Linked DNA regions of Mus musculus: regions 1, 2, 4, 5, 6 and 7 are each linked to region 3. Evidence: chromatin loops called from intact Hi-C (ENCODE). Cell type or tissue: heart. All regions are shown on one strand.

The links. Hi-C counts contacts between places; a loop is a spot of excess contacts. Peaks named below come from ENCODE experiments on the same cell type or tissue, not always from the same donor. Only the 100,000 strongest peaks of a DNase experiment are listed, where the experiment ranks them.
Region 1: it touches region 3 in a loop (7-fold over the local background); 29 of 42 quality-filtered maps call a loop at or near these places.
Region 2: it touches region 3 in a loop (2.6-fold over the local background); 6 of 42 quality-filtered maps call a loop at or near these places.
Region 4: it touches region 3 in a loop (2.1-fold over the local background); 3 of 42 quality-filtered maps call a loop at or near these places.
Region 5: it touches region 3 in a loop (2.2-fold over the local background); 2 of 42 quality-filtered maps call a loop at or near these places.
Region 6: a loop joins it to region 3, with 4 times the contacts of the local background. A loop is called at or near these places in 11 of 42 quality-filtered maps.
Region 7: a loop joins it to region 3, with 8 times the contacts of the local background. A loop is called at or near these places in 6 of 42 quality-filtered maps.

What each region holds. Positions count from the first base shown.
Region 1 is chr1:191,832,595-191,836,594 of GRCm38, forward strand. Nek2 (NIMA (never in mitosis gene a)-related expressed kinase 2) reads left to right here. Exons shown (of 8, transcript NM_010892.3): 8 at 1-455. Among named protein-coding and RNA genes, the nearest start is that of Nek2, 13 kb to the left of the region's middle. In heart, a CTCF peak has its summit at 2,399 (motif pointing right); a DNase peak (open chromatin) is centred at 2,457; H3K4me3 peaks cover 301 bases.
Region 2 is chr1:191,573,869-191,577,868 of GRCm38, forward strand. It overlaps Dtl (denticleless E3 ubiquitin protein ligase), which reads right to left and starts at 1,676. Exons shown (of 15, transcript NM_029766.3): 1 at 1,481-1,676. The coding sequence starts at 1,532. Ints7 (integrator complex subunit 7) reads left to right here and starts at 1,768. Exons shown (of 20, transcript NM_178632.6): 1 at 1,768-2,083. The coding sequence starts at 1,990. In heart, no CTCF peak of the experiment used is centred here; DNase peaks (open chromatin) are centred at 1,143, 1,783 and 2,163; H3K4me3 peaks cover 3,603 bases; H3K27ac peaks cover 2,498 bases.
Region 3 is chr1:191,906,026-191,910,025 of GRCm38, forward strand. Slc30a1 (solute carrier family 30 (zinc transporter), member 1) reads left to right here and starts at 756. Exons shown (of 2, transcript NM_009579.3): 1 at 756-1,588; 2 at 2,826-4,000. The coding sequence starts at 982. The coding sequence ends at 3,730. It overlaps 1700034H15Rik (RIKEN cDNA 1700034H15 gene), which reads right to left and starts at 1,502. Exons shown (of 5, transcript NR_030669.1): 1 at 1,035-1,502. In heart, a CTCF peak has its summit at 1,643 (motif pointing left); DNase peaks (open chromatin) are centred at 646 and 1,616; H3K4me3 peaks cover 3,356 bases; H3K27ac peaks cover 1,923 bases.
Region 4 is chr1:191,716,290-191,720,289 of GRCm38, forward strand. Lpgat1 (lysophosphatidylglycerol acyltransferase 1) reads left to right here and starts at 1,735. Exons shown (of 8, transcript NM_172266.3): 1 at 1,735-1,916; 2 at 3,065-3,329. The coding sequence starts at 3,092. In heart, a CTCF peak has its summit at 1,673; DNase peaks (open chromatin) are centred at 1,692, 2,102 and 2,632; H3K4me3 peaks cover 3,103 bases; H3K27ac peaks cover 2,705 bases.
Region 5 is chr1:191,310,192-191,314,191 of GRCm38, forward strand. It overlaps Nenf (neuron derived neurotrophic factor), which reads right to left. Exons shown (of 4, transcript NM_025424.3): 2 at 1,269-1,329. Among named protein-coding and RNA genes, the nearest start is that of Nenf, 5.9 kb to the right of the region's middle. In heart, a CTCF peak has its summit at 2,402 (motif pointing right); DNase peaks (open chromatin) are centred at 2,650, 3,187 and 3,926; H3K4me3 peaks cover 1,194 bases; H3K27ac peaks cover 1,224 bases.
Region 6 is chr1:191,953,014-191,957,013 of GRCm38, forward strand. It overlaps a transcript of Rd3 not described here. Among named protein-coding and RNA genes, the nearest start is that of Rd3, 22 kb to the right of the region's middle. In heart, a CTCF peak has its summit at 2,148; DNase peaks (open chromatin) are centred at 2,338 and 3,448; H3K27ac peaks cover 1,990 bases.
Region 7 is chr1:192,090,999-192,094,998 of GRCm38, forward strand. It overlaps Traf5 (TNF receptor-associated factor 5), which reads right to left and starts at 1,601. Exons shown (of 14, transcript NM_011633.2): 1 at 1,258-1,601. In heart, CTCF peaks have their summits at 2,115 (motif pointing left), 3,647 (motif pointing left) and 3,848; DNase peaks (open chromatin) are centred at 103, 353, 1,613, 2,103 and 2 weaker places; H3K4me3 peaks cover 2,112 bases; H3K27ac peaks cover 1,291 bases; H3K27me3 peaks cover 424 bases.

The DNA.
Region 1 (4,000 bases), 73 kb before region 3:
TTCCCAATGCTTTATGTAAACTCTGCTGTTGGCACTTGCAGCTGTAGAAGCTGTCGGAGGGATTACTTACTTACGGTTATAGCATCTGGGGTCTCTTGCAGCTGCAATGCCTGGGATCTTTTGCAACTCTGACTTTTTCAGTAGCAGCTTGGAATGTTAAAATATGGTGAGCCTCTTCTCTGTGAAGGAAGGGCCTGACAATCTGCCAGCAGGGAGTCCTGTTAAAGACTGGGAACTCAGTGCAGTGGTTTTCCTGCCTTTCCCTTCTCCTTTGGTCTATAGTGATACTGACAGCAATACAAAGTAAAATCTGTGTATATAAAAATCCTAAGTATGAGGTCTTAAATGTTCTGGAATTTTAGAAAAAACTTAATTGGATGCAATTGTTTATAATTAACAAGTCATCTTATTTATAAATTTTCCAATATAATATAAATCTATTTTGTGGAAATTTATCACTGTGATGTTTGTATTCTCTGTGTGTGTGCGCACATGTGTACAAATTCACGTGTGTGTGTGCAGGTGCAGGTAGCATAGCACCTAGAGGGCAACCTCAGATGTCATTGTTCAGGAACCGTCCACCTTGAGTTTTGATAAGGATTCTCCCTGGCACAGGATACAACAGTTTTGCCAAGCTTGCTGTCTCCTAAGTCCCAGGGTACTTCCCTCTGCCTCTGCCTCCCTAATGCTGAGGTTACAAGCACATTTTATATTACCTAACTTTTTTTTTTTAAAGATTTATTTATTATTATATCTAAGTACACTGTCTTCAGACACACCAGAAGAGGGCGTCAGATCTCATCACGGATGGTTGTTAGCCACCATGTGGTTGCTGGGATTTGAACTCAGGACCTTCGGAAGAGCAGTAGGTGCTCTTAACCACTGAGCCATCTCTCCAGCCCCAGCACCTAATTTTTTATATGGTTCTGGGCCCTGAATTCAGCCCCCCCCCCCATGCTTGCATAACAAGTACCTTTCTGGCTGAGTCATGTCCTTAGCCCATGATGCAATTTGTTTTTATTCCGGATGTCATTTGTGTTCCATTTTTCTACAGTTATGTATTCATTCCACTGTAGGCTGTAGTGGAACGTACTCTGATCATGGAGGCTAGCACTGCAGAGACGATCGAGGAGCACTGGGCAATGTTGAGAAACATTCCTTGTTCTGCTTTGTTTTTCCAAGACAGGGCTTCCCTATGTAGCCCTGGCTGTCCCGGTTCTCAGTCTGTATAGACCAGGCTGGCCTCAAAGTTAGAGATCTGCCTGCCTCTGCTTCGTGTGCTGGGGTTAATTAAAGGGCCAGGACTCTGGTTCAAGAAGAGGAGGGAAGTGTTTTCTCTACAGCCTCCCTGATTCGTGTTACTTGCTGTTAAATGTCCTTAGAAACATTGGGGAACTGTTAGCATGAGTTTTATCATTTGTCTTCATTCTGGGCAATGTCAGTTTTAAGTGGAAATGCTTTGGGCTTGATCCTGTGTGGTTGGACTGCACAGCTCACTCACTCTGGTTCATTCCTGGAGAGTGCCTCAAGCAAGGCAGGAGAGACTGCACTCAGCCTTCAACAATGTGTGCACGTGTGCGTGCGTGCGTGCGTGCGTGCGTGTGCGCGTGTGCGTGGACAGCTGGAGGAGGACCTGTGACTTACTCTCCCTTCCCCAGCCCTGTGCAGTGCAATGTCAGGACTCAGGTCTAGCCTACCACCCTGCTTTCTTAGGTCTGCTGTCACATGGATTGTGACTAGCCCTGTTCTGAGATGCCTAACACCTGTTCCCAGGCCCCTGCTGAGTGTCCTTATAAGAAGTTAGAAACTATAACCGAAGGTGTAATACCTTCCACGACAGCAGTCTGCAGTCTCAGTCACCCATAAAACTTCATTTTGAAGTCTGGAGCCAGCTAGACGTGGCTATATCTATCTCAGACTAACCTTAATTCATTTACTGTCAATGGACAGTCATTGAGGGCCTACCATGTTAAAACCTGACATTAACCCATTACCCTGGAGAGCCCGAAGTCTCCGGCATTAGATCTGTGGGGTCAGGCAATGGGGAGCAAAATAAAGCTGGTTAAAAGATCTAGGAAATAGTTGTGTGTGAACCCTTTTTGGAAAAGGGGACATTGGGGTTCAGGTTAGGAAGAACAGCAGGTAGGGGGACCCTGTGGGGTAGGGCAGGAGGAAGGGGGCTTGCAGGGCAGGGAGAAGAAGATCCTTGAAAGCGTGGAGGCACACAGCCGACTTTTGCGTCCTGCCACTGAGGCGTCGACGCAAGCCAGTTCCAGTCCATCGGGACCATATGCTGGACCAGAGAGGAAGCTCTTTGAAGGAAGGGGCTGCTCTGAGAGGCGATTCTTCTCATTAGGCTTTCAGCAGGTTCACCAGCGCCTTAGCAATGGTAGAAAGTGACCTCACGGTGGCGCCAAGGCGCCGCGAGTCCAGCAGCCGGGAGGCCATGGCCCCGCTGAGCACCACCAGCTCAGTTACTTTCTGTCTTAACACCCCTGCGAAGAGGTGTCAGAAAAACCGAGGCACACAGGTCGCAGGTGAGTGGCACAGCTGGTGACGGACTCCCAAGTCACCTTGGCTTGGTGAAGGATCAGGCTCCCAGGAAGGAAGCGCCCTGCCTGCTCCTCTGCCTCCCAGCATAGCAGCGACCTCTTTCCCACAGTGGGTGTTGAAGCTTTCAATTCAAAGGGTCAAGAGATGTTTATTCTGGAGCCAAAAATGAGTGACTGTGGCCCAGGCACACAGATTCAGGTTACCCCAAATACCATGTTCCAGCGAGCTGACAATTTCATGGAGTTTTTATAGTAACAAAGTCAGGTGCATGGACCATGGCAGGGAGCCCCTGTTATAGCCCTCAGATGCCCTCTGAGAGTCTCAGAGTTGGGGCTAGAAGAAAATAGAGCTAGATGTTCACACCAATAGGTACCACACAGAAGTGGGCAACATGTGGCTGTCTACTGGGTTAAAATGGCCCAAGATCATTTTGCTCTGGACCTGCAACATTCCAACGCTCCACAACCCCTGCCTTTCTGATCACATTCAGCCTGGTTGGTAGCAGGCTACCACAGTGTGACTTCTCCCAGAGCTTAGCGTGGGTTAAGGTGAACGCCCACCCTGAGCATTGCCCGTTGCTTGTGGTTCCAGTGCTGTAGCGGCTGAGGCAAGATAATTAGGATATAAGGTTATCCGCAGCTCCGTAGCCAGTGTGAGGCCAGCCTGGGCTACACAGTGTGAAGCCAGCCTGGGCTACACGAGACCCTACCTCAGAAAAACAAAAAACAAAATAAACCTTTAAAAATCGGTAACAATAAACCCCCAAACCGCCGGGCGTGGTGGCGCACGCCTTTAATCCCAGCACTCGGGAGGCAGAGGCAGGCGGATTTCTGAGTTCTAGGCCAGCCTGGTCTACAGAGTGAGTTCCAGGACAGCCAGGGCTGCACAGAGAAACCCTGTCTCGAAAAACCAAAAATAAATAATAAAATAAAAAGCAGAAGAGTTTAAAAAAAAAAAAAAAAAAAACCCCAACCCAAGACAACTGGGCAGTTTAGCAAGATGGGCCAGAGTGGTGTGATAGAGTCAGGTGGCCCTTAGACCTGGCGCTGAAAGAGGTGACTGGGCAGGTTTAGGTAGGGTAGAGTAGATTTAGCTGCTGGTTTTAAAGCAAGACCCCGGGAGGATGGGTCTAGAATGATTTTTCTTCCTCCAGCTTTCCTCGATGTTGTCTGCCATATGGAGGCCCGGGCCAGATGCCTGAGACACCCAGGCTGCTCAGGGCCCTTCCCTGAAGTCTGTCCCACTTACAGACAGGTCTTGTTGTGAGACCAAAGGCAAGGCTCCCAACTGGATTGGGCTTTGAAAGGAATGAAGAGAATGCGAGGTGTACCAGGAGTGCTCAGTGACTTGGAAAATGAGGACCCGCATTGATGGGTGGATTTCTCAGAAAGATGTTGAAATCAGTCTCACCCCAGGGAGGTTCATGCTGGCTGATGGCCTGCAAATG
Region 2 (4,000 bases), 330 kb before region 3:
GATCAGGGAGTAAAGTATCAGGCCCAATGGTGGGGATGGAATAGAGAAAATGGAAGACTCAGTTTGAGGTAAAGAGGCTGAATCTGTGGGGATGGAAAAAGAGATTCAAGCAGACTTAAGGGATTTCTTTTTTTTCTTTTGAAAATGTCATAATGAGGAATATGGAGTCTAAGTTTTAGCTGGGGACACCAGTTTAAAATAATGTCACTCCCAAAAATTGGGAAGAAGCCAACTCAGTTTGGGGCATTAGAATATAAGATGCTTGTATGCCTAACTGTCTAGATTAAGTTCAATACATACAGCTTTTACAGAAATTAACCCAAAACATAGGGAATGGAAGAGTGTAGCAGCAGTAGAATCCTTACTTACGGCTATAATCATTTAAGGCCCAGCAACACCGGAGGGGAAAAGAGATGCAGACTTCAGGAGGTAACAATCAATGAATGCCAGTGCCTATCACTGAACGTCTGTCTGGCTATCTGTAAGCCGGAACGACAGACTGAAAAGTGGGTAGACAGAAAATGTAGCACATAGGAAAAGAGGTGGAGTTGAAACTCAGACGCTCCGAAGACCGCTCACAACCATTGTGCAGGGCGGCCATTCCTAACACAGGGCGAAGTAACTTTTGTAAAGTTCGAGCAGAGAAAGAGGCAGAATGTAACTACAAGAGTATCCACAGAGGGAATACGACTACAAAGTTTTAGATCCGGGCAGGACCTCAAGGAGCTTTTCCTCTTCTCAACATTCTTAGGACCACTCTTCAAGGTCTTAGTTTAACAACACATCAGCCTAATCGCATCTCAGATTGCCAATGTTTTTAAGAGTACTGTAGGAGATGAGCTGGCTTTCTATATGCTAACAGGAGAACATGGCTGAATTCCACCGTGAAGAGAAAAACGAGTTTAATCCCATTTCTGGAAGTACCTCGGCATCAAGACACATTTGGAACAATACCCTTCCATCCATTACCCGTGGTCACCTCGTGGGTGTGGCTATGGGCATCTTTTAGTCTGTATTTTAGGACTTTTCAGAGCCTGCAGAGATGGGGGAGGGGACTTTGGCGCCTTAAGATTGAGTTCCTTAACTGCGGGCCATGCGCGCTGGTGCACAACGAACTTGCAGGGATCGCTAAGGTTCTGCAGAGACGGCAGGCACATCGCTGGTGCCAAAGCGTCTCCCACCCCCGACTCTCACAAGCGTGCACTCTCTAGTTAACGCGCGATATTGACGTAAGCAGCCAGGGGCCCGGGACGCCACTGAGCGTCCTAACTTCGGCCTCCGTTCCGAACTAAAAAGCTCGATTACGGTGAAAAGCGTCCGGAAGGAACCCAAGCACGATGTTCTTCGGCGGTCCTCGCTCGCCCGGATTCGCTCCGGCCGCGGGAGACCTGGAGGCCCACAGTCGGCAGCGATCCAAGGTGGAGCGCCTGGGGGGAGGTGGTTCCCGCCACGGCCAGCGGCCGTTGGGGCCGTTACTCACCGTTCCTCAGGACGCCGAGCTGCGGCTGGCGGAGTACCGAGTTGAAGAGCATCTGGGCCTGAGGAGAAGGCTCAGCTGAGGGGAACGCCGAGAAGATCGCCCCCAAGTTCCACAGGAGCCGCCGTCTGCACCCTCCACAACGCGGCGCGGTTTCGCCTCCAACTCCCGCCACTAAGAGCCCCGGCCGCCAAACTCCGCGCCAAACTGACGTCACGCTTTCTGATTGGCTCTCGTCGCAGCGTCCTGGCGCCTCGAAGGCTCGCCCCCATCCTAAGCTCCGCCTCCCTCTCGCTCAGCCGCGGGAACCCAAGGTTCACAGGCTCCCTGAGCGCCTGCGCGGGGGGGCCCAGAGAGGAACTGGCGAACCGCGGGGCGACCGAGGCGCATGCGTACACTGCCTGACAGCGCGCGGAGGGAAAAATCCGCGAGACCGCGGCGGGAGAAGATGGCGGTGCTGGGGTAGAGTTTGCAATCTTTGTGACTGGGCGAGTCGGGTAACTGTCCGGGTCATGGCGTCAAACTCAACCAAGTCGTTCCTGGCCGATGCCGGCTATGGCGAACAGGAGCTGGACGCTAATTCCGCTCTTATGGAACTGGACAAAGGTACGGAGGAGGGACGCGGGCGAAGCGTCTGGGGGGAGTGGCGCCACCTAGTGGCGGCAGCTACAGAGGCTAGAAAGGCGCATGCGCCGATGTATGGGGCGGGAAGCACGGCTGCTAGTCTTGGAGCCAGCGCTTAGGCGCATGCAGGGTTGCTGGAGTAGCCTTGCACAGTTGGAGCAGAGGCTCGTGCTTGCGAGGATGCCTTTGACCACTTGGGGGCACAGTCTCTGGTTTCCCAGGCAGCAAATAAGATAAAGTGCTGAATTTTGAGATTATTTTTTAAAACGTTCAGTGCAGGTGAAGCCTTCATTAAGAGAGCCAAATGATTTTCTGAGCGTTTTACAGCGATTTGTCTTGCGAGACTGTCAATTGCGCGTTCTAAAGCAGGTTCCATGTGGATGAGAACATCCGAAAAGCTTGGCTGAACGCGCTCATTCTCTGCACACAAGTTCCACGAGTTAGTTCCCCTTATACAGGTAGCTAAGAGAAAAAATTTTAGGGTTAGGAGTTAAATTCCAGTTCTACTAAAGTGATTATGGAATGCGGCATTATCATCTAGCCTCGATATGTCAGCAAAGTGGGCACAGTATGTCAGCTGTTGTAAATGTTAAATGGCAGTGGTATGCGAAAAGATGCCTTTATTAAAGGCTGAAGAGGGACTTTGACAGATAGCTATCCATAAAGAAGTCCTGTGTAAATGTGAGACCTTTGCTTCAGTTTCCTGCCAAGGTTTTTACACTATAGGCAATTCTTGGTTAACTGTAGCCAGTGTGTAACCTGTAGAGAACGGGACTGGAAACCAAGGATCTGTAAGTTCAAGTCTGGGGGGCAGGGTGTGCCAAGTAGGGACTGGGGGATGCTGAGAGAACCTGGAGGTCAATTAGACTTTGGCATGTTAAATATGCACCTTAGTTCCTTGTCCAAGTTTGAAACCAGTTACAGGTAAGAGTTTTTTACGTTTTACTAAAGTCTGTGACATCCAGGTTGGCCTGTACTCCCTAAAGCCAAGGATAACTCTCAACTTTTGATCCTCAGCCTCCCAAGTCCTAGACCTGATGTGGCCCATTACACTGTTTTATTCAGTGCCAACTCCCTTCCCACCGAAATGTGTATGGCTCTAGCGTAGCTAATCTTGTCCCAGGCTAAGAGTAGATAGTGTTGTAGAGCAGGGTAAGGATATGGAGCAAGGAAAGGAAGGACATCCAGAGTTACCTTCTAAGTGTTGTGAGCCAGTGTGATGGTTTACTGTGTGAAACACTTCCTGTGCAAGCCTGACAGTCACACACATGTGCACACATACATACAATAACAATGAAATAAGGTTTACATTAAAAAAAAAAAAAAGATGCTGCGGCTGTAGGGATGACTTAGCCTTTAAGAGGCCACACTGCTGTTTTGTGGGACCAGAGTTCAGTTCTCAGCACTCACACCCCAAACCTCACAACTGCCTGTAACTCTAGAGGGTCTGTTATACACCCATCTCTCCCTCCCCCTACATACACATAATTAAAAGTGAAGCTCTTTGAAAGAAAAGGTTACAGTTGTAATGAAAGTAATAGTACAACCTTTTTAATAAGAAGAGTTGAAATTAAAACACATATGTGTAAGAAATAAGTGGGGGCTGTTGAGTGTTTTACAGATAAGCCCTAAGCTCAACAAGACACATTGTATCAGCCGGGAACAGTAGTGTGACACATTGCTAAAGGCTGAGTCCCACATATTACTCTAATAAGTGTAGCTTTTCCTAATGTAGATTATTATCATCAGACCAAGTATTTGCCCCTCCAGTGATTGGAAGTTGTCCAGATGAAAACAGGCAAGATCCCCTTCCTGCAGAGAGAAAGGTTTAGTGACATCACTCAACCTGATGGCTCTGTGCACACCTGGCTTTGAGAGGATGGGTGGGAGTGGGGAAGG
Region 3 (4,000 bases):
GGTGACTTGCCCAAGTCACGCAGCAGGCTCCCGCCCCAAGTCAGCACTCCACACTTTAAGAGTGTCAGCGACAAGCTGACTTCACACGGTTGCCCTGGGGAGGGGTGGGGGGTGGCCGTGCGGGTGACCCCTGGATGGAAAGTGTTCCTGAGGCTAAGGTTGTGCTGCTAGCAACCAGTTCCTAACTCAGCTCCTCACTCGGCCGCGGCCGCGCCCCCGCCGCCGTCCGCACAGCCCACACTCCCCGCCCCTCCTGGGCGCCGACCTGTCACCCAGCCGCCCCCACGTGCACCCAGCTCCCAGGATCAAAGTCTGGGGCGGCCGGGCCGGCAAAGGGGAACCGCGGCCCGGAACCCGCACCGCGGGAAGCGGCAACTGCTCACTGCGCCCCAGGGCTCGGCGCCACCGCCCTGCCGCCTGCCCACCGCTGCACGCGGCCCGCGCCCACCCTCCCCCGTACCGCCCGCCGCTGCACCCGGCCGCGGCCCCCGGCCCACGCCCGGCTCCCCAGTGCACAGGCCCCGCCCCCAGCTCCCGCGGCCGCGCCCCGCCCCCTCCCGCCCCTCCGCCGCGCTAGCCAATAGAGGCCGAGGAAGGGCGGGACGCCGGGGCTGTCGTGAGGCAGCTCTGGCCAATGGGGAGGCGAGCCGGGCCTGGGGGGCGGGGCACCGGGGCCTTGTCACGCTCGGGTCCGTGTGAAAACGGGGGTTCCGAGTGCAAAGCAAAGTTTTTTTGTAAACCGTCTGCAAAGGAGGGGGGGCGAAGACGGCGGACGCCTCCGGGCCGAGCGCAGTCGCCGCGGACGCCGTCTCCCGAGCGCTTCGGTCCGATGCTCGGCAGCCCCTCGGCACGCAGTGGCCCGCCGCGCCCTCCGCCTCGCCAGCCCAGCCGAGCGCCGGCGCTTGAGTAGCTGCGCGGCCGGCGGTTTCCCCACAGCGCCGCTCCCGTTCCCGCGTCAGCGCCGAGCCTCAGGCCGCCGCCATGGGCTGCTGGGGCCGCAACCGCGGCCGGCTGCTGTGCATGCTGCTGCTGACCTTCATGTTCATGGTGCTGGAGGTGGTGGTGAGCCGGGTGACCGCGTCGCTCGCCATGCTGTCCGACTCCTTCCACATGCTGTCGGACGTGCTGGCGCTCGTAGTGGCGCTGGTGGCCGAGCGCTTCGCCCGGAGGACTCACGCCACGCAGAAGAACACGTTCGGCTGGATCCGCGCTGAGGTGATGGGCGCACTGGTGAACGCCATCTTCCTCACGGGGCTGTGCTTCGCCATCCTGCTGGAAGCCGTCGAGCGCTTCATCGAGCCGCATGAGATGCAGCAGCCGCTCGTGGTGCTGAGCGTCGGCGTGGCGGGGCTGCTGGTCAACGTGCTGGGGCTCTGTCTGTTCCACCATCACAGCGGCGAGGGCCAGGGCGCGGGCCACGGCCACTCGCACGGCCACGGCCACGGCCACCTCGCCAAGGGCGCGCGCAAGGCGGGCCGCGCGGGGGTCGAGGCGGGCGCGCCGCCGGGCCGGGCGCCGGACCAGGAGGAGACCAACACGCTGGTGGCCAACACCAGCAATTCCAACGGGCTGAAGGCGGACCAGGCAGGTGAGCGCCACAGTGTTCGGGACAGGCGCCCCCTGGCGACCGCGGTGGGTGCCACGCCCCGCGCCCAGGTGCGCGGTGGTTTCGTGCCCACTGAACAAGTTTGATAATGATGTGCTGGGGGTGTGTGGGCCCTGGTTAAAGGCGGCCTTTGTGAACGGGAGTGTGTGTTTCCCTGAACCGACCACCTAATCCGGAAAATCACTGTTTAGGGACCTGCCAAGGCACGTTGCACCCTCACCTCCTCGGGTTGGCATAATGGTGCTCGACCCAGTGGTGATGTATTACTCTCGTGGTTTTAACGAGCGTTTTTCATCTTGAGCACGTGTGCTTGATGGTAATTTGGAAGGTAAGTGTTGAAAAGAAATGAGAAAGAACCTACCACCCTCGATGTTAACATTGTGTGTATCTTCCAGTTTTTCTTGCCACTTGTATCTGGTTAGGTTACTTACGGAGGCAGCTTACCTTCTCCAATGCATAGGAACATGTTTGGAAGTTCAGGTGGTGCGTGGGAAAGGAGAAAGAGAAGCTCCTCAGGTGTGCCCTCTGACGGGAACTTTCAGGTTACTTAGTGATTGTTGACTTCCAACTTTGTTGATAGCTTCAGGTTGTTTTGTTGGTTTGTTTTTGGTTCCTCTAGACGGGTTTCTCAGGATAGCCCTGGCTGTCCTGGAACTCACTCTGTAGGACAGGCCGGCCTCAAACTCACAGATTACCTCCTGCATGTCTCTCTGGGGTCAAGGCCTGCACCCCCAGCAATAGACCCAGGTTGTTGATTTGTCAGTTTGTGAACCCTTCTACAAAGACGCTATGTTTTATGTTCTTGACGATGATTTTACGTTAGAGCTGCTTTTCTCAGTCTGTCTAGTGCCACTGACAGAGACCCTCACATCAGGTTTGTTCCTGTCAGAGGACATCCCTTCAGTGATGCTTACTGATTGCCTAGAGTTTTGTTTCTCTTGTATGTTTCAGAGAGGTGACGCAGTGTTTACACGACCCCATCCCAGCAGTGAGGGCAGGTGAGAGGTGGGAAGGAACAAGGAGCAGTAGCCCAGTGACACAGTGGACTCTCCGCTGTTGGGTACTGGCGGGACCCAGGGCTAGCTCACTGTGGGTTGCTCTCAGCACACTGTCATTGTCACAGCTTTATGAAACAAGTTTAAACTCACTCACTGCCAGACAAGATGTTTCTGTGGACACTTTAAATGTGCTTAGTGAAAATTGTATTGTTTTGTTGTAGAGCCAGAAAAATTGAGAAGTGATGACCCAGTGGATGTACAAGTAAATGGGAATCTCATCCAGGAGTCTGACAATCTGGAAGCGGAAGACAACAGGGCTGGGCAGCTGAATATGCGAGGAGTGTTTCTGCACGTCCTTGGAGATGCCTTGGGCTCCGTGATCGTGGTCGTGAATGCCTTGGTCTTTTACTTTAACTGGAAGGGTTGTACTGAAGACGACTTTTGTACGAACCCGTGTTTTCCTGATCCCTGCAAATCGTCTGTAGAGATAATTAACAGCACCCAGGCCCCGATGCGTGACGCTGGCCCATGCTGGGTGCTCTACCTAGACCCAACCCTTTGTATTATAATGGTTTGTATACTTCTGTACACGACTTACCCATTGCTCAAGGAGTCTGCTCTCATTCTTCTACAAACTGTCCCTAAGCAAATCGATATCAAACACTTGGTGAAAGAGCTTCGAGACGTTGACGGCGTTGAGGAAGTCCATGAGCTACATGTCTGGCAGCTGGCGGGAAGCAGGATCATCGCCACTGCCCACATAAAATGTGAGGACCCCGCTTCCTACATGCAGGTGGCCAAGACCATTAAAGATGTCTTTCATAATCATGGAATCCACGCTACCACCATCCAGCCTGAATTCGCTAGCGTCGGCTCTAAGTCAAGTGTGCTCCCGTGTGAGCTCGCCTGCAGAACTCAGTGTGCCCTGAAGCAGTGCTGCGGGACACGGCCACAGGTGCATTCTGGGAAGGATGCAGAGAAGGCGCCAACAGTTAGCATTTCTTGTTTAGAACTCAGTGAGAATCTAGAGAAGAAGGCCAGGAGGACTAAAGCTGAAGGCAGTCTCCCTGCTGTGGTGATAGAGATTAAAAACGTGCCAAACAAACAGCCCGAATCATCTTTGTGAGTCTTGAAAAAGATGTGATATTTGACTTTTGCTTTTAAACTGCAAGAGAAAATAGACTCCATTGAAATACTAAGTTTGCCAAGTAGTGTAATTGAAGTCCTTGTCTGGTCGCACAGTTTAATTCTATTTTTGTAAGAACATAATGGAACTGCCTAATAGAGAGTGCTACATTGCAGCCTTGTGATTCTTAGTGCATAGTGCAGCTATGCTGGAACACGTTTGAAAGCCAGTTTTAACACTATGTTACATTTTTGTTTAAAGTAAGTATAA
Region 4 (4,000 bases), 190 kb before region 3:
GAATATAATGACACAACTTGAATGGTCATCTTATTACACTTCTCTCCTTAGGTTTATTTGAAGTTCTTGGTGCCTAAAATGAAAGGAAGAATGGCCAATGAATGGGTGTATCTGACTTTTCTTTTGCTACTCATCAGTTGAGCCTCTATGGACAGTTCCTTGACAAGGCCAATTGCCTTTAATTCTTTTTAGGTGTGCTTTGTCACAGGTTGGGATGGGCCTTGAAAATACACATGAGCTACATCCCTAGCATGCCCTGTACAGTAAAATATGTTTGTGAACAGGTAAAGGATAATAATAGCTATAAAGGCTAACATACATGGAAATTATTTATATATCTATATCAATATCATACAGGTTCTGTGTAGAATAGGAATTAAAAAAATATTTTCACATGGCAAAAGGCAACTTGCCTGTCATTCCTGGATCAAAGTTGGAGGAAAGAGAGGGACAGTTTTATCAAAGCATGAACATTTTTTTGGTTTGATTTTTTTTTTTTTTTTTTGACAAGGTCTAGTAGCCTAGGCTGGCCCAGGACTCCTGGCACTCCTGCCTTAGCCTCTCTGGTGCTGGGATTATCTATGAGAACCACCACACTGGGCTTTGACATTTTCACAATAAGTGATACTCCTTCAAATATGGCAGTTCCCTAGAGACACGTGAAAACTGCCATCCTAGCTGGGCATTGTGGCTCAAACCTATGACCCCAACTTTGGGGAGAATGAGGCAGGATGTTTTCTACATGTTGAAGGCCAGCCTGAGCTATGTTATAAATTACAGATCAGCCTGGACTACATAGAAAGTAAGGCCTGGTTTTAAAAGAAGGAGAAAACAAACTGCTGCTCTAGTCACAAAGCTTTACCTATTCATAGACAGGATCTCTAACTCATTCTTTATCCTAAGCTAGCCTGAAGCTCACATCAATCCTCCTGCCTCAGCTTCTCAAGTGCTGAGATTAGGAGCATCAGCTACCACACCCAACAAGAGATACTGGGTCTGAAAGGACCCTTGGTTTTGGTGGTTTGGTTTTGTCTTAGGTATGCTGTCTGTATTCCTTATGGTGTTCAGCCTTTGAACCCAAATTCAGCTAATGTCCTAGTAGTGATCAGGGCTGGCTAGGAGTTCTTAAGGCCATTGTATTCAGTATCAAGCATGTGGCTAATTGTTTTTTCTTCATTAATTCAGTTCTATTTCTGTGCAGACCACTGGATTCTCACTGATCTGCCCCCACCGTGTGTGTGTGTGTGTGTGTGTGTGTGTGTGTGTGTGTGTGTGTGTGTAGCGGGATTGAAAATGTTGTCATTCAGGTTTCAGGTGCTTTCCAGAAACAAGAACTCTGGCACTTAAAACAATTGATTTAAAACACTAGACCGTAATGCCTTGGGGAGGTTCAGAAGAAAAGCTCTGAGCCCAAGCGAGTTTCTTTAGGAATGAAAAGGAGAAAGCGTGCCAGCCTGGGGCGGCCAAAGGAGCCGCAACAATGCAGCGCAGCGGCCCTTTTGGCTGAAAGGGGTCCAGGAGGGCCCGAAAGGTCCGCGCGCGCTGGCAGAGCTGGCCTTCTTCCTAGACCTTTCCGAGCAGCGTTCTGCCCCGCCCGACTCGGAGCTCGGCGACGTCCGGGGCCTAGGCCGGGCGGCCCGGGGCGCCCTCGACCGCGCACTAGGGGGTCCGTGGGGCGGGCCGCGCCGCGCCTTCGTTAGAGGGCGCTCAGGGGCGCCGCCGCTTCCTCCCGCCAACCCGCCCCGCCGGCCGGGGCGCACGCAGCCACCGGGCCCTGGGGAGCGAGCGAGTCTCCACGCCGCCCGGGACCTGGAGCCGGGAGGGCCGCGCCGCCGCTGCCGCCGCCGCCGCCTCCTTCCGCCGGCCATGCATTCTTCCGGCTCCCGCAGCCCGGGCTGGGTCCCGGCCTGCCCAAGGTAAACCTGGGGCGCGGCGGGCCGGGCCCGGGAGGCGCTGGGGGCGGGGAAGGGTGCCGTTGGTCGCGTGGCCTGTGGAGGAGGCGGCGGCGGCCCGAGGGCCGAGGGCGCGGTAGGCCCGGGGAGGAGGCGGAGGCGGGGGCGCGGGGCATCGCCCGCCTCCCCGGGACCCGCCCCGGTGACAGGTCCGGCCTCTGAGTCCCCACCGCGCCTCTGTCCGCAGGCAGCCGCGAGGGGACTAGGGCGCCCGCGCGCCCGCTCGCGCCGCGCCTCGGGCCGCCTGGGCCGCCGCAGCCGCGTCCATGACCGCGACCCCCGGGCCAGGGACTCCCGCCGCCGCCGCCGCCGCCGGCCCTCGGCCCTGTCGCCGCTCGCCGCTCGCGCCCACTGAGGTGAGCCCGCCGAGGAGGATACCTGGCCGAGGGGAGCCCTCTGTGGAGAGCCCGCTGAGGGGACCCGGCGGAGGAGAGCCCGCCGCGGCGACCCGGAGGCCGTCCGGCTCCTCACCTGAGGAAACCGCTGCCCGAGCCTCCTCAGCCGGGCGTCGCGGGCTCCACGGGCTCCGCATCCCTCGCCCCTCGGCTTCACCTTCTGGTCCCGCTCCCCTCCCCCTCCCCGCCGGCTTCCTCTCATCTTCCTCCTTCTCCTCCTCCTCCTTCCTGGGCCCCTCTCCTTTCCTTTCCCCTTCAGTGGCGAGGAAAAGCAAGCACCCCGCTCTTGCGGACGAGCCCTTGGGGGAGCCCCGGTAAAGGCATGGCCGGGCGTTTCAGGACCGGCGTGGCGGGACCTCCGGCCGGCGGGTCCTGGTCCGGGTCCAGGTCCGGGGCAGCGTGCGGAGACCGAGGGTCGCAGTGCGGGGCCGCCACCGGCTAGCGGGACGGTCTAGCGTTGGTTAACTGTGTTCCGCCGTGGCCCGTGCCCCGCAGAACGGCTCTCTTGACCTTGTGCGGCTCCTCCCTCCTCACTGTCCCCCTCTGGAATTTGCCCTCGAGATCGCCAGGCGGGCGAGCGAGCGAGCGAGCGAGCGCTGCATCTGGAGAGCGTAGACCCTCGCGTTTTCTTGTATTTTTGTGCTGGAGATTTCTGTGCTGCTGCCGCCGACTGCACCCATTTTTCCTTTTGAAATGATTTTTTCCTTTCATCCCCAGAAAGACAGGACCGACGCCAATGTAAGAATGGCCGTGACCGTGGAAGAAGCTCCGTGGCTGGGCTGGATTGTAGCGAAAGCCCTGATGAGATTTGCCTTCATGGTCGCCAACAACCTGGTCGCTATTCCATCCTACATCTGCTATGTAATTATACTGCAGCCACTCCGAGTGCTGGACAGTAAGCGCTTCTGGTATATCGAAGGACTCATGTACAAATGGCTTTTAGGAATGGTGGCTTCCTGGGGCTGGTATGCTGGATACACAGGTAAGAGGGAGAGCACTTTAATGCCCAGGAACCAATTTGCAATGCTATGCATAAGTCAGGAGCCATGATTGAATCTATGTTGTGCTTTGAGTTGAGAATGCCTTGGCTATTAGGAACAAATAGTCTTGTTGGATTTCTCATCAAAACCTCAGCCAGGAAGCCTAATGTTTTCAGAAGTATAGTTTTATAATTAAATATTATTGATAGATGCCTTAAGTAGTGTATTTTTTATTCAGTTGACATTGACTCATTAAAGTTGGTCCTTAAAAAGCTATCACAGAGGAATAGGAATGCACTACATAGGACTTGAGGGCTTCCGTAGTGAAGATGTAAGTAAGATACTTAGCCCATACGCATTGGACATAAGAAGAGCCACAGAGACATATATATTTCTGCTCAGATAGTTTAATAAGTTTTTCTCATGTAATGTAATACTGCACTGTGTAATGTTTTAAGCTAAGTGTTCCCCATGTCTATTATGTTTCTTTTGTTTTCTAGAATTTATATTTTATCTCATAAATCTATTATTAAAATTTTTAAAATATGCTAATTTCCCTGAGTGTCTTTAAGTGGATTTCTCTCTTTGCTTTTAAACTTCGTTTTGGGGAGAAGGGGTAATGCTGTGCTGAAGTGGACTTTAATAGCACGACATGAGACGAGGCATGCGTTTT
Region 5 (4,000 bases), 600 kb before region 3:
CTGTCAGCTGAGAGACTGCAGAAAACACTCAATGAAGTCTCTTTAAAAACTAAAATGTAGGGGGCTGGAGAGATGGCTCAGTGGTTAAGAGCACTGACTGCTTTTCCAAAGGTCCTGAATTCAATTCTCAGCAACCACATGGTGGCTCACAACCATCTGTAATGGGATCCGATTCCCTCTTCTGGTGTGTCTGAAGACAGCTACAGTGTATTCATAGATATAAAGTAAATAAATAAACAAACCTTTTTTTAAAAAAATTAAAATGTAAGTTATGCTTAATGATGCAGGCCTGTAGTCAGAGCTAGAAAGGAAGCTGGTGTAGAACTGCAAATTCAAGACCAGCCTATGCCTGCCTCAAAATAAGTATTCTTAAAGGGGGAGAGAGGCTAGGGATGTGGCTCATTGGTACATAAAGCCCTGGGTTAAATACTGTGTGTGTGTGTGTGTGTGTGTGTGTGTGTGTGTGTTTGTCTATTTATCTGTCTGTCTGTCTGTAGGGTGTATGTCTGTAGTGTGTCTCTCTCTGTGTGTATATATATTATATATATGTATATATATGTATATGTGTGTATATATACATATATATATATACATATATATATATGGAGAGAAAGAGTGTGTTTATATGTGTGCCTGTGTGTCTGTCTTTAGAATGTGTGTATGTCTGTGTGATGAGTTTGTCTCTGTGTTTGTGTGTGTGTGTATAGTTTGTTTGAAAGTGTGCCTATGTGGTGTGTTTGTCTGTGTGTGTCTGTCTGTCTACCTGTATATAAGGTGTGTGCTTTTGTGTGGTCTCTGTGTGTGTGTGTGTGTGTGTGTGTGTGTGTGTGTGTGTGTGTGTGTATGTATACACAAGCATAGACAAGAAGAGCCTCCGGTCTTAAACATCTCAGGAACTCAAGTCTTCTACCATGTGGACTTAGAGGAGTAGTGAAAACCCACCTCCTGGTAGTAGAGTAGATACAGTCAGGGAAGCTACTGCATGGTACTGAAAGGTTCTGCCACTTCTACAACAGCAACTCTTAGCCAAGGGACACTCTTCTGGCTTCTAACAGAGTGCTCATGGGGTTTGAACACACTGCCCTTCAAGTAGAAATGAGGCATCAATGGAGCACTAAGTCCATGGACCTGTTTTGGTGAAACCCTGACAAGGCTCAGCTCCAACCGGCCTTGCAGAGGGAAGGAAAGGCCTTGCCTGACAGAACCCCTGCCTCATCCCTCCAAGCACCTGCTCTGCCCGAGTTCCCCAGAAGTGATGAGCCACTTACCCTTCCCAGAGGTGACATCGAACACCACTCCCTTCACTGCCAAGTAGATGGGCTGATCCTCCTGGAAAGCAGGGGGGGAGGTGTGAGGAGCAGGGGAGAGGCCTGAGGCACTGAGGAAGTCACTGGTGCAGAGGGCAGCTTACACCACAACCCCATGGACTGTGGTGACCTTTCTTCTTGTGAACCTGGACCTTTGTGGTGTCCTCACATGCCCTTTGCCACCCTTTCAAAGGGTATTAATGGAACATATACTCCTGTCTGCTCTCCAGAAAGAGGGGAAGACATGGCCTCCCCCACCACCACCACCACCTGGGAAGGGACATTGGAATGCCTTTTCCAGTTCAGACTTTGGTCAGTAGCTACAAAGGGATTGAACATCGTTTTGGCAGCTGGCACCTCAGAGAGAAGAACACAAGACAGAAGAGCCTGATCTAAGTTCTAAAAGTTGTAAAGTTACCAGGCAGTGGTGGCGCACGCCTTTAATCCCAGCACTTGAGAGGAAGAGGCAGGCAGATTTCTGAGTTCAAGGCCAGTCTGGTCTACAGAGGACAGCCAGGGCTACACAGAGAAACCCTTTCTCGGGGGTGGGGGGGGAGTAGTGAAGAATCAGATAATCAAAAAAGACTTGTGTCACCTAGAAGTGTAAGAGGAAATAAACTGTATGCTTCCCAAGTTGCTTTTGGTCACGGTTACTGCATTGTATCACAGCAACAGAAAGCCTATGACACAGGGTCAAACCATGAGACCTTGTCTCAAGAAAGGAAACAACAAAAATGTAATTCCAAAATTGTACACAGGGACTTTGAAGTTAAGCTGGAAGGACCCTAGATGATGAAATACTCCCCTTGTGGGTGAGGCTATTTGTTGTGCCTATGTGCACAGGTCTGTGCCTGCGTGCGTGCAAGTGTGAATGTGTGCGCGTTGAGACACCGTCTTGCTCTGTAACCTAGGCTGGCTTTGAACTCAGTTCTCCTGAATGTCTCTTGAGGGTTTGGATTCCAAGCTTGCCTCACCACACCCTGCAGAGTAAGGCTATTTGGGCCCAAGGAGGTTGAATTGGGCATAGACTGAATCAGAGAAGGCAGGACCAAACTTGGAGCTTTGGAACACAAGGCTCCGGTCGCCTTCTCGCCCTTGACCACTAGAGGGCACTCTTAGCCCAGAGAGAACTTCTGGGACTGTAGGGGCGAATGAGTGGGGTGGGGGGGGCAAACTTCCTCAACCTCAGGGCTCGTACGACAGGAAGGGACCTTCACTGTCCTTCACCTGGGACACGCCGTGGCCTGCCTACCTCTGGCTAAGCAGAGGACGACCACAAGTGCTCCAGCGGCTCTAATGCAGGGCCACGGAAGAACTGGGCAGAGAGGAAGTAGGTGGAGCGTGGGCACAGCCGGCAGGAGGACTTAGACATTGGTCAGAGCTCCTGTCCCTCACCAGTCTCTGGGCCCAGAGCGGAGCCAGACCTGCCCTCTGTGCACCTCTTCGGAAAAGAGGAAAGCTGCGTGGGTGTTTTGGTTTGGTTTTAGGGTTGTTGTTGTTGTTTTGGTTTTGGTTTGTTTTCAGAGAAAACTGCTCTGAGGGCATGGTCTTCTTACTGCCGGTAGCACCCACGACCTATTTCAGGGTCATGGAACAGGGATTTATCAACAGACTAAAAGGGATGGGAGAAAATAATAGAACGTGAAAGAAAATGGAAGTGCCTGAATGTGAGCTTTTCCTCAGCACACTCTCAACTTTTTATAATAAGGTCAGCAGGCGCAGAGGCTGGTTCAGGGTCGCTGTGCCAAGCACTTTGTGTGTCTCCATCTCGTCTTCACAAGATGCCTGTGTAGACGAGGTACTCCCTGTAGCCGTGGGAGGGGGAGTTTTACATATCCATCCAGGAGTGAAGTACTCAGCCAGGTGTGACAGACAAGGCTGAGATCTGCAGTCAGGTGACTCTACCTGAAGGACTATGTCACAGTCTTTCAATGGCCCGCCCCCAATCCATTGAAAGGCCAAGAGGTTCCCCCAGGAAAAAGAAACTCCACCTAGTAGGGCATGGTGGTGCTTGCTTTAAGATCTCTGTGAATTCTTCAAGCACCCTGGTGTACATAGTGAGTCCAGGACAGCCAGAACTACATAGGGAGACCCTGTCTGAACACCACTCCTGTGAAGAAAGGAGAGAGAGAGAGAGAGAGAGAGAGAGAGAGAGAGAGAGAGAGGAAGAAGAAGAAGAAGAAGAAGAAGAAGAAGAAGAAGAAGAAGAAGAAGAAGAAGAAGAAGAAGAAGAAGAAGGAAGAAGAAAGAGGAGGAGGAGGAAGAGGAGGAAAGGAGGAGGAGGAAGAGGAGGAGGAGGAGGAAGAGGAAGAGGAGGAGGAAGAGGAGGAAAGGAGAAAGAGGAAGAGGAGGAAGAGGAGGAAGAGGAGGAGGAGGAGGAAGAGGAGGAGGAGGAAGAGGAGGAAAGAAGGAAAGCCCTTCTCCTGAAGAATTCCAGCCTCCTTCCAGGTACAGCCTGCCTAGTCAGACAGCCCCGCCATCTGCAAACTGCTGTAATAGTATCCCCCTCTCTCTGATGTCAACACCATACAGTTGAAAATATGGTCCCCGTGGTGCTTAGTAACTTGGGCCAAACACACAGCACAGCAAGAATCCAACCCGGGATACCATTATAAGCTTTAGCATGGCCAAGTATTGCATCACAGAAACCATGATGCTAACTGGGCGGGGGCAGAGGTGATGTCCTGTGACTG
Region 6 (4,000 bases), 47 kb after region 3:
TAAAATGAATCTGAAGCAAAACCCAAACTCCATAAAGTGACCTCATATCTCTGCCTTCTTTTCTGTGGGTGGGCAGAGCTAACACATACTAAAGTTTGCAAATCCCAGTGTGGAGCCAGATGGAGCGTTACATATGTGAAGTACACCATGCCACACATACAAACACGTGATTCACTTCAGCATCCTACAGACTTCTGTGAGTTCTCAGAAAATATGCCTCCTCCACAGGGCAAGAGGCAGCTGCTGCGTTGCTGTCTGCCCGCTCTTAGCCTTTAGAAGGGTGGGCCCTGGTAAACAAAAGGACTCTTTTGTATGGTCTCTTTCTCAGCAGAGAAATATCCACGAGGCCTCCGTTCCTTGCCGCGGACTGTAGATCACCCTTTCTCATGGTGACACAAAACACACAGAATCAACTCATTTGTTCATTCTCCTGAAAGGTATTTGAGCTGTCTGTTAGAAGGGAAACTTCTAGAAGTATACCTGTGCAGGGGATGACCCTCTGGGAGATTTTAAAGAACAGGAATAGATACCTTCTGTCTTCTGATCTTTCTGACTGTTACCCACCAAATCAACCATATTGGACATCTGAGATGGGCCTAGTGGGGCTCTCCTTGCCTCAGGTGTCAGATGTTCTGGATCAGGGGTGGAAGAGTAAGTGGCCAGAATGCTGGGCAGGGCTGCTCTAAGGATGTTCATGCATAGTCCAGGAGCTTAGAGCTGATGATGTCCCAGTGGCCTACACTCATGTCACAAAGACATCTCCAGTGTGCCCACAGAAAAAAGTGGGGTTCTTTATTCTGGAATGAATGTCTGACTGGCAGCGAGTGTCCCCAGTAGAATCTGGTTTTTCTCTGTCCTCTCTGGTTCTCCCTTCATCCCTCCAACTGTGAGGATTCGGAGCTAATTTGAAATGATCAAACAAAGCTGTGATGGCTTGTATATGCTTGGCCCTGGTAGTGGCACTATTAGAAGATGTGGCCTTGTTGGAGTAGGTGTGTCACTGTGCTTTAAGACCCTCATCCTGGCTGCCTGGAAGCTAGTCTTCTAGCAGTCTTCAGATGAAGATGTAGAATTCTCAGCTCCTCCTGCACCATGCCTGCCTGGATGCTGCCATGGTCCCACCATGATAATACTGGACTGAACCTCTGAACCTGTAAGCCGGCCCCAATGAAATGTTGTCTTTCGTAAGACTTGCCTTGGTCATGGTGTCTGTTCACAGCAATAAAACCCTAAATATAGCTCAGAGAAAGGCTGGCAACAGTGAGTTCACCAGGTCTCCTGGAGGGCCAAAAAGGCCAAAGGACTCAAAATCTTCAAAGTTCTCGGGAGATAATGGTGGTCATGGAGGAGAGGGCATCAGGAGGAGCCCACTTCCCAACTTCTAGAGGGACCTGCCATAGATACTGTACTGATGCCACTGCCAGACCCACTACAGGGCATGAGTGAAGGATGAGAAAACAGCCAGGCAGTCTTGACCCTATGGACTCACCTCTGTTTCCATGACTGAGGGGACACTTGGGGGGGGGATGGGAAGGATGGGGAGAGACAAAGTAATGAACAGGGCTTGCTCAAGGTGCTTGCTTTGAGGTAGCCAACCCTGGGTTTCATCCCAGCTTTGCCCCTTCCTAACTGAGCCTTGAGCTTTCTTAACAACCATTTCCTTGTCTGTTAAATGGTGACTCAGTAGACACCCCATCCCCACCCCCAGGGGTGCCCTAGATCCCACAGCTAACCCCCTAAATGACATTAACAAAAGGCAGAGGATGAACACAGAAGTCTGTGTTGCTACTACCATTCCCCTTGCTTGAAAGGCACATATGGGCCTTTACCCCATTTTCCCTGCGATTCTGTGTTTCCGTTATACGGAGAGTGGGTGTGGGCCTGACTATCCCAGTCACCATCAAACGCAATACTGTCTCTCCGAGAAGACTTAGGAAAAGTCGCAGCTCAGAGGACTATAGGTATACCCAAATGGAGGTGCCTCCTTGCTGTCATTAAAGTATGAAAGGAAGAGAGAGTTTCACCTTGGAGCTGGGGCTGAAGCCTTGCTTGGTGTGGGATGGCTGGCCACTCAGAGGACATTATCCCCAACCCCTTGAGGCTGGACTGGAAACAGCAAGACTAGTGTGGAAAAGGTTACTGGTTCAGCTGTCCTCAGGAAATGGGTTCATAGCAGCCTAGGACAGCTCACTTTGCCCTCTGGACTCCATAGCAAGGCCGTAGGCAGTGGGTGGCCCTCTCCCCAGGCTCCAGGCCTGTTCTCATTTCTTCCATCCTCTGGAAGGCCTAGGCCTACTTTGGGCCTCACCCCGTGAGACTTCCTTCCCCTGGTGACTGTGCCTTTGAAAGCTGCTGAAGAATTTCCTGTTGCAGGCATTGTTAGGGTTGAGGATTGCTCGGCTTCCTCTCTACCCTGGGAGCTGTGGTCAGGTTGTTTGAGCCTGGGCCAAACTTGGGGAAGCCCTGATTTGGGGCTAGGAGAGAAGACCACTGAGAAATCAGAGACACGGGGCTAACCAGGGTGAGCTGCTGCTGCTGTCCTGGACAACTGATGATAGATGTGTCACCCCAGGCCTGTCAGGACAGGAGCCAGAGTGTTACTACCAACCCTCTACACTGGACAACCCAACAGGACGCAGGAATGGAGGACAGAGGCAGTCCCCGGAAAAGAGCCTGTTTGTGAACCCCGCAGTGCAGGTCCTGATACTTGCCCATTGGCATTTGGCTCCCCTGGTGCTGTGTTCTAAACCAGCTGCTTATCTGGGTTCAGGGTTTAGACATCCTCATGCTGTTTCTCTTGAATCTCACCCTGCACCAGGAGCTTTCTCCCTCAAGGCAAAAACTAACAGTGCATGTGGTCTTGCTGGGTTTAGTCAGGTGACCTGCCAGAGAGGCATGGACCCTTGCTGCTCAGTCTGGAGCATCTGCGGACCCCTGCCAAGGTGTCAAGGCTCTCCCAGCCCACCTCCGTACTCCTGTGAGGCCTGGAAGGATAGGAACAGGTTCTGTTGGAAATGTAGCCACTGAGGCTATAGCCTCAGCCTTGATTGCTGAGAAATCTGGACACTGGGAGGGTGAGGGAGGCCAGAGGGACAGGGGTAGGGAACCCTGAAATCTGTAAGACCTGCCATCTTCTCACATGGGACATGGGGCTGAGAGAACCCCAAAGTCTTGGAGAGAGGGCTGTGGATAGTATAAGACAGAGGAGATGCTTATTTGCAGGTTATGTGGCCCTGCATGTGCAGGCTTTCCTTTGCTGTCCAGAACCCAGCTCATTTCCATGAGGTCCCCAGGCTGGGGAGCAGTGACCTGGGGCTCCTCCTCCCTCGCCTTGGGTGGGGGCAACTGGCCTGGCAGTGTCCCTAGGTCTGAGCAGAGTAGGACACCCCTGTGGTGGAGAGGCTGTGAGGAGAGGGTGGAGGCTGTGTGTTCTGGGGTGAGAGGCTCTCCTCAAAGGCAGGGCCAGGAAGGAAGGAAACCAATGAGAGGCCTCCTCAGTCTCTGCTTCCTGTGGTAGCAGGAGCTGACTTCAGGGCCTTTCCATTCTGGTAAGGGAGTCCTGCCCTCCTCTACCAGCGTACCCTTTCCTCAACCCACCCCTAGCCCACCTTTATATCCACCTTGGGATTTCTAGGACACCGTGTCCCTCCCTCTTCCATTCACAGGGGCTGTCTGGGCTTATGACTAAGGAAGACCAAGGGACCCGCCACCTCCTGGTTCAAGGATCCTATGCAGTCCTGACCTGAGGTACCTGAGCCCAGATGGCTTCAGATTGGTAGAGTGGCCATTGCCAGGGTGCTGGGTTGGGTGTGGGTGGGTGAGCGGGTCAGTCTTCATCTGTGGAGGTCCACACCGGCACCCTTCTTTAGTGCTCACTTCTGTGTTTGTTCTTTCTCTGTCATGGCTCTGCCTCTTCCTGGAAAGGAAGCGCTGATGTCCAAGCAGCTTGGTGAGCAGCAGAGGAAGCTGTGAGCTGGGGTTCGGGCCATGGCAGGGCTGG
Region 7 (4,000 bases), 180 kb after region 3:
CAGAGTCCCCCGCCTGGCCCAGCAGCAGAGCTCAGGACTGAGTTGACACTAGGTGCTTCCCCTCGACATCTGGGGGATGTGCAAAGCTACCCTGACTCACAAGGGTGTCGTGGGGGACAAAATGAGAGCACATGACATTGAGTGAGGAGCAAATGGACCATAAGGGGCAGCTTCACGTTTAGTGGCTCTTTTTTCTTCAAGGCCCCCCTCAGGAAAGTGGGGATTGTAACTACATAAGGCTGTTTCTCCCCCTAGTCTAACAGGACTGACTCAGAGGCTTTGGCTCCCCAACTTTGCAAGTCACCCTGAGATACCCCAAAAAGGAAAGCTCTTACTCCCAGTGGCTGGGCCCCTATGTCATCCACCCACATCCAGTGGGTTCTCCACTGACGTCGGCCATCCTTGTCCCACACCACCGGCCTTAGCCAGGGACCCTGAGAACGTCACCCTTCTCTGTTGTGGCCCCTTTCCACAGCTAGCCCTACAAGAGACCAGGGAGACTACAGTCCAGAGTCTGGAGACAACCCATTTCCTGAACTCACTACCTTTCCCACCTTCATCTCCCATCCATCTTTCCATCTGTAATTTCTGCCTTTTCTGTTTAAATCAGTTGTCCAAGGTGTCAGGTTTTTATCCAGACTCTCAGTTATGTTAGGATCTCTGGATTGGGGAGGACTCGTTAACCCAGACGTTTGCTGTCTAAAATTATCTCTCACACACCCAGGAAGTTCTATTCTCAGAAATGCTTTAACCAATTTCTTTGCATTTTAAGTATTCCCTAAGACTTTTAAAAAATGTGTATATTCCTGGAAAAGGGAACCGTCCTCTTTGGCCCTAATCTAGTTTTCACACAGCACCTATGCCCGATGTTTATTGCAACAAGCTGGATGCCTTTTTTCACAGGCCATGGAGAGGATTGGGGAGAAGGGAGTCTCTCCTCATTTTACAGACCTTAGCCCACAACTGGACTCCGACGAGCCCCGCGCCTGCCGCAGCGAGATAAACAGAGTTCTCACGAAAGTAAAATAGCCAAATATGGAAAGTCAGCAGACAGAGTGGAGAGGCTGAGGAAGAAAGAAGCCAACCAGAATGGCCCAGAGGGATCCGCAACAAAAGTCCTCAGAACTGTCCTCAGAACTGTAACACCTCACAGTTGGGTGGCAAGGGGGTCAAGCAGTGGTGTGAGGACTGTCTCCGTCCAACCTGCGGTGGGTGCTCACCTCTAGGCGCCCGGGTCTGCTGAAATCTGGAACTCACCTTCTGCAGAGTCGGGTTCTGTTTCCAATCGAGCACGCGCTATAGCACCGGCGCAGGCTCGAGACCCTGGCATTAAGCTCACGTTAACGGGCTGTGCTCACAAGTCTTGCAAAAGTGCCCTCGGCCGGGCGCGGGTGTCCCGCGTCGCCTCAGTTCGCCCGCTACCACACACGCCTCCGGCTCACCACCCTGAGTTGCTTTCGGTTTCTGAGGAGCCGGGACGGTTAGCTCACCCGGACTTCGCCACTTGCGGGGCTCGCGGAGCTCCGCTGGCGCCCTACGGCGGCGGGCACTAGGCTGCTTCGCCTCAGCAGCGGGTTAGGCCAGCTCCAGCGGCGGGCTCCGGGAGGGGCGGGGCTGACGATGGGGGTGTGGTCAGGGTGCCCAAGAGGCAGGGCTGAAGGTGGAGGCGTGGTTATGTCTCCCGAGAGGCAGGGCCGAGGATGGGGGCGTGGTCATGGCGCCCAAGCGGCGGGGCGTGAGGCTTCTGACAGCGGCCAGAAACTCACCTGAGCTGGGCGAAGTATCCCTCTAGATGCTGGGAATCACCCAGACCCTAGAAGCCTAGGCTTCTCTTTCTAGAAACATTAGTATCTTGTGCGCCTTTGAATTGTATATATTTTGCTCTTCAATCAGCCTCCCTCCGACCCCCCAAACCTATTTATTCTTTGAGTAGACACGTTTGCTCAAGATCAGAGATCTGGCTCAAATCACTTCTTCCCTGAACTTGCTGCAGTCCAGTACAAATCTGCCAGTCCTCGTTCTGCTGTTAGCGTAACGTTGACAGTCTCTCTGATGTTCTGTTGTCAAAAGCGTCCCAGTTAGTTCTCCTGGTCTTCAGAGCCACCTGGTGGAGGGTGCCTGAACTATGAGCGTTCTATCTGCGGTCTAGAGAGAACTGAGTGGACCTACCCAAGGCTAGAGCTTGAATTCTTGCCTCCCAAATCCTAGCACAGAGTTGTTACAGTGTATTCGCTCTACAGGTCCACAGTAATTGCAGCCTGTATGAACGAAGTGAACTAGCATCTCAAATCTAACCTCTTCCAAGTCAGACAAACGCGGGAAATACTTAGCTGTCTTGAGCATCAAATGTTCATCACGGAGAGAAGAGAGTACTAGGGCCCTTGCAGTGGACACAGGTATGCATTGGAGCTGGGCAACAGCTGGGAGCGGATGTGGGATCTGGTGGAATAGTCAACAGGATCCCAACACCCAGGTGCAACTCTTTGGTTATCGAGATTAAACCCTCCCGTGGGCATGCTTTGGCCCTCTGGACCAGATTACTCTTGTGAGAACTGAAAGAGACTGAGCCTAAGTCCTCTCCTTCCCTAACCCTCCCAACAATACATCTATTTACCTTACTTTCCACCTTCTTTCACATGACTGCAAGGTGACAGGACCCTATGGATTTAGACACCATAGGAAACAGGCAATATAGACTGGAAAGACCATGTCTGAAATGACTAATGTAGCTATGGTTCTGAAAGAAGCAATCTGTTCTAAATATGAGACCCAAGGTCTTGGTATGATGAAGTCCAAAACTGGGATAGGATAAGTTCTTATTGTGTTCCAAATGGTGGCCACCGGACTCACAGACAGAAGTCTAAATGAGAATAGATAGGACTTTTTTGGTGGGATTGGAGAAGTGTGGTCTCGTACATTTAAATTTTTTTAATTATTTTTTATTTTGCTTGCTTGCATGTCTGTGTACCACGTGTATTCCTGGTGTTTGTGGAGACCAGAAGAGAGACCTGGAGTCACAGACAGTTATTAAGCTTCACATAAATGTTGGGAGTTGAACTCAAGTCCTCTGGAAGAGTAGCCAGTGCTCTTAGTGTTAATATCAGAGTAGTCAGAAGTGAAGGATATGTTCCCAGCTTGTGGTGTTGATCCCAGAGTCAGTCTCTTGTAGCCTAGGCTGGTTCACATTTGCTATGCAGCTGAGGCTCATTCAAACTACTAGCCTTCTTCCCCCATCTCCTGAACACTGTGATTACAGGCGTACACCGTCACATCCAATTTTCTACGTAATCATGTTTTATTTTTCTCATGTACCTTCAAGAAAGTTTATGTTTTGTTTTGCTTTGTTTTGAGACAAGAGAAGATGTCTCTGCAGGTGTCAAATCAGGCATGAAGACAGGGCCAGATTTGAGCATTATTTCAATATTTTGAAAGTATTCATTATTTCCATATACTATTTAATAGTAAACTGATTTACTAGTCCTTAAACTAGAGTCACTTATAAAGAGAAGGATGGCATGATACACAAACTCTTTCTTCAGAAGGAAAGGGCAAATATATGATTCTTCAGGACACTCTACCTACCACCAGTGGTTTAACTGGTTGGTGTGACTGGGCAGTCTGATGAAGAGGGAAGGCTGCCACCTGTTGGTCGAATGCATTATTTCCCTCAGTTTATACAACAAGACTGATGAAGTCATGTGTTAGTTGAGGACAAAAAGCATAATTCCAGGGCAGGTAGGCAGAAGCTGGACAGGGCAAAGGCTGTCCCAGGGCCTGCAGACGCCATTAAGATGAACAAATGTGCTGTGGTGATGGGGAAAGACGGAAGAGCAGAGCACTGTGCGCTATGAGGAGAGGCAGAGCTAGAGCCGAGAAGAGGGAGAGGCTGAGAGAGAGGGCTGAGGTGGATAGTGGGGTCGGTGGGATGATGTGCAGCACCTCACAGCGTAGACAGATGCTGATCCCCCAGCTCCAAACACACTATCAGGCCACGGGATTG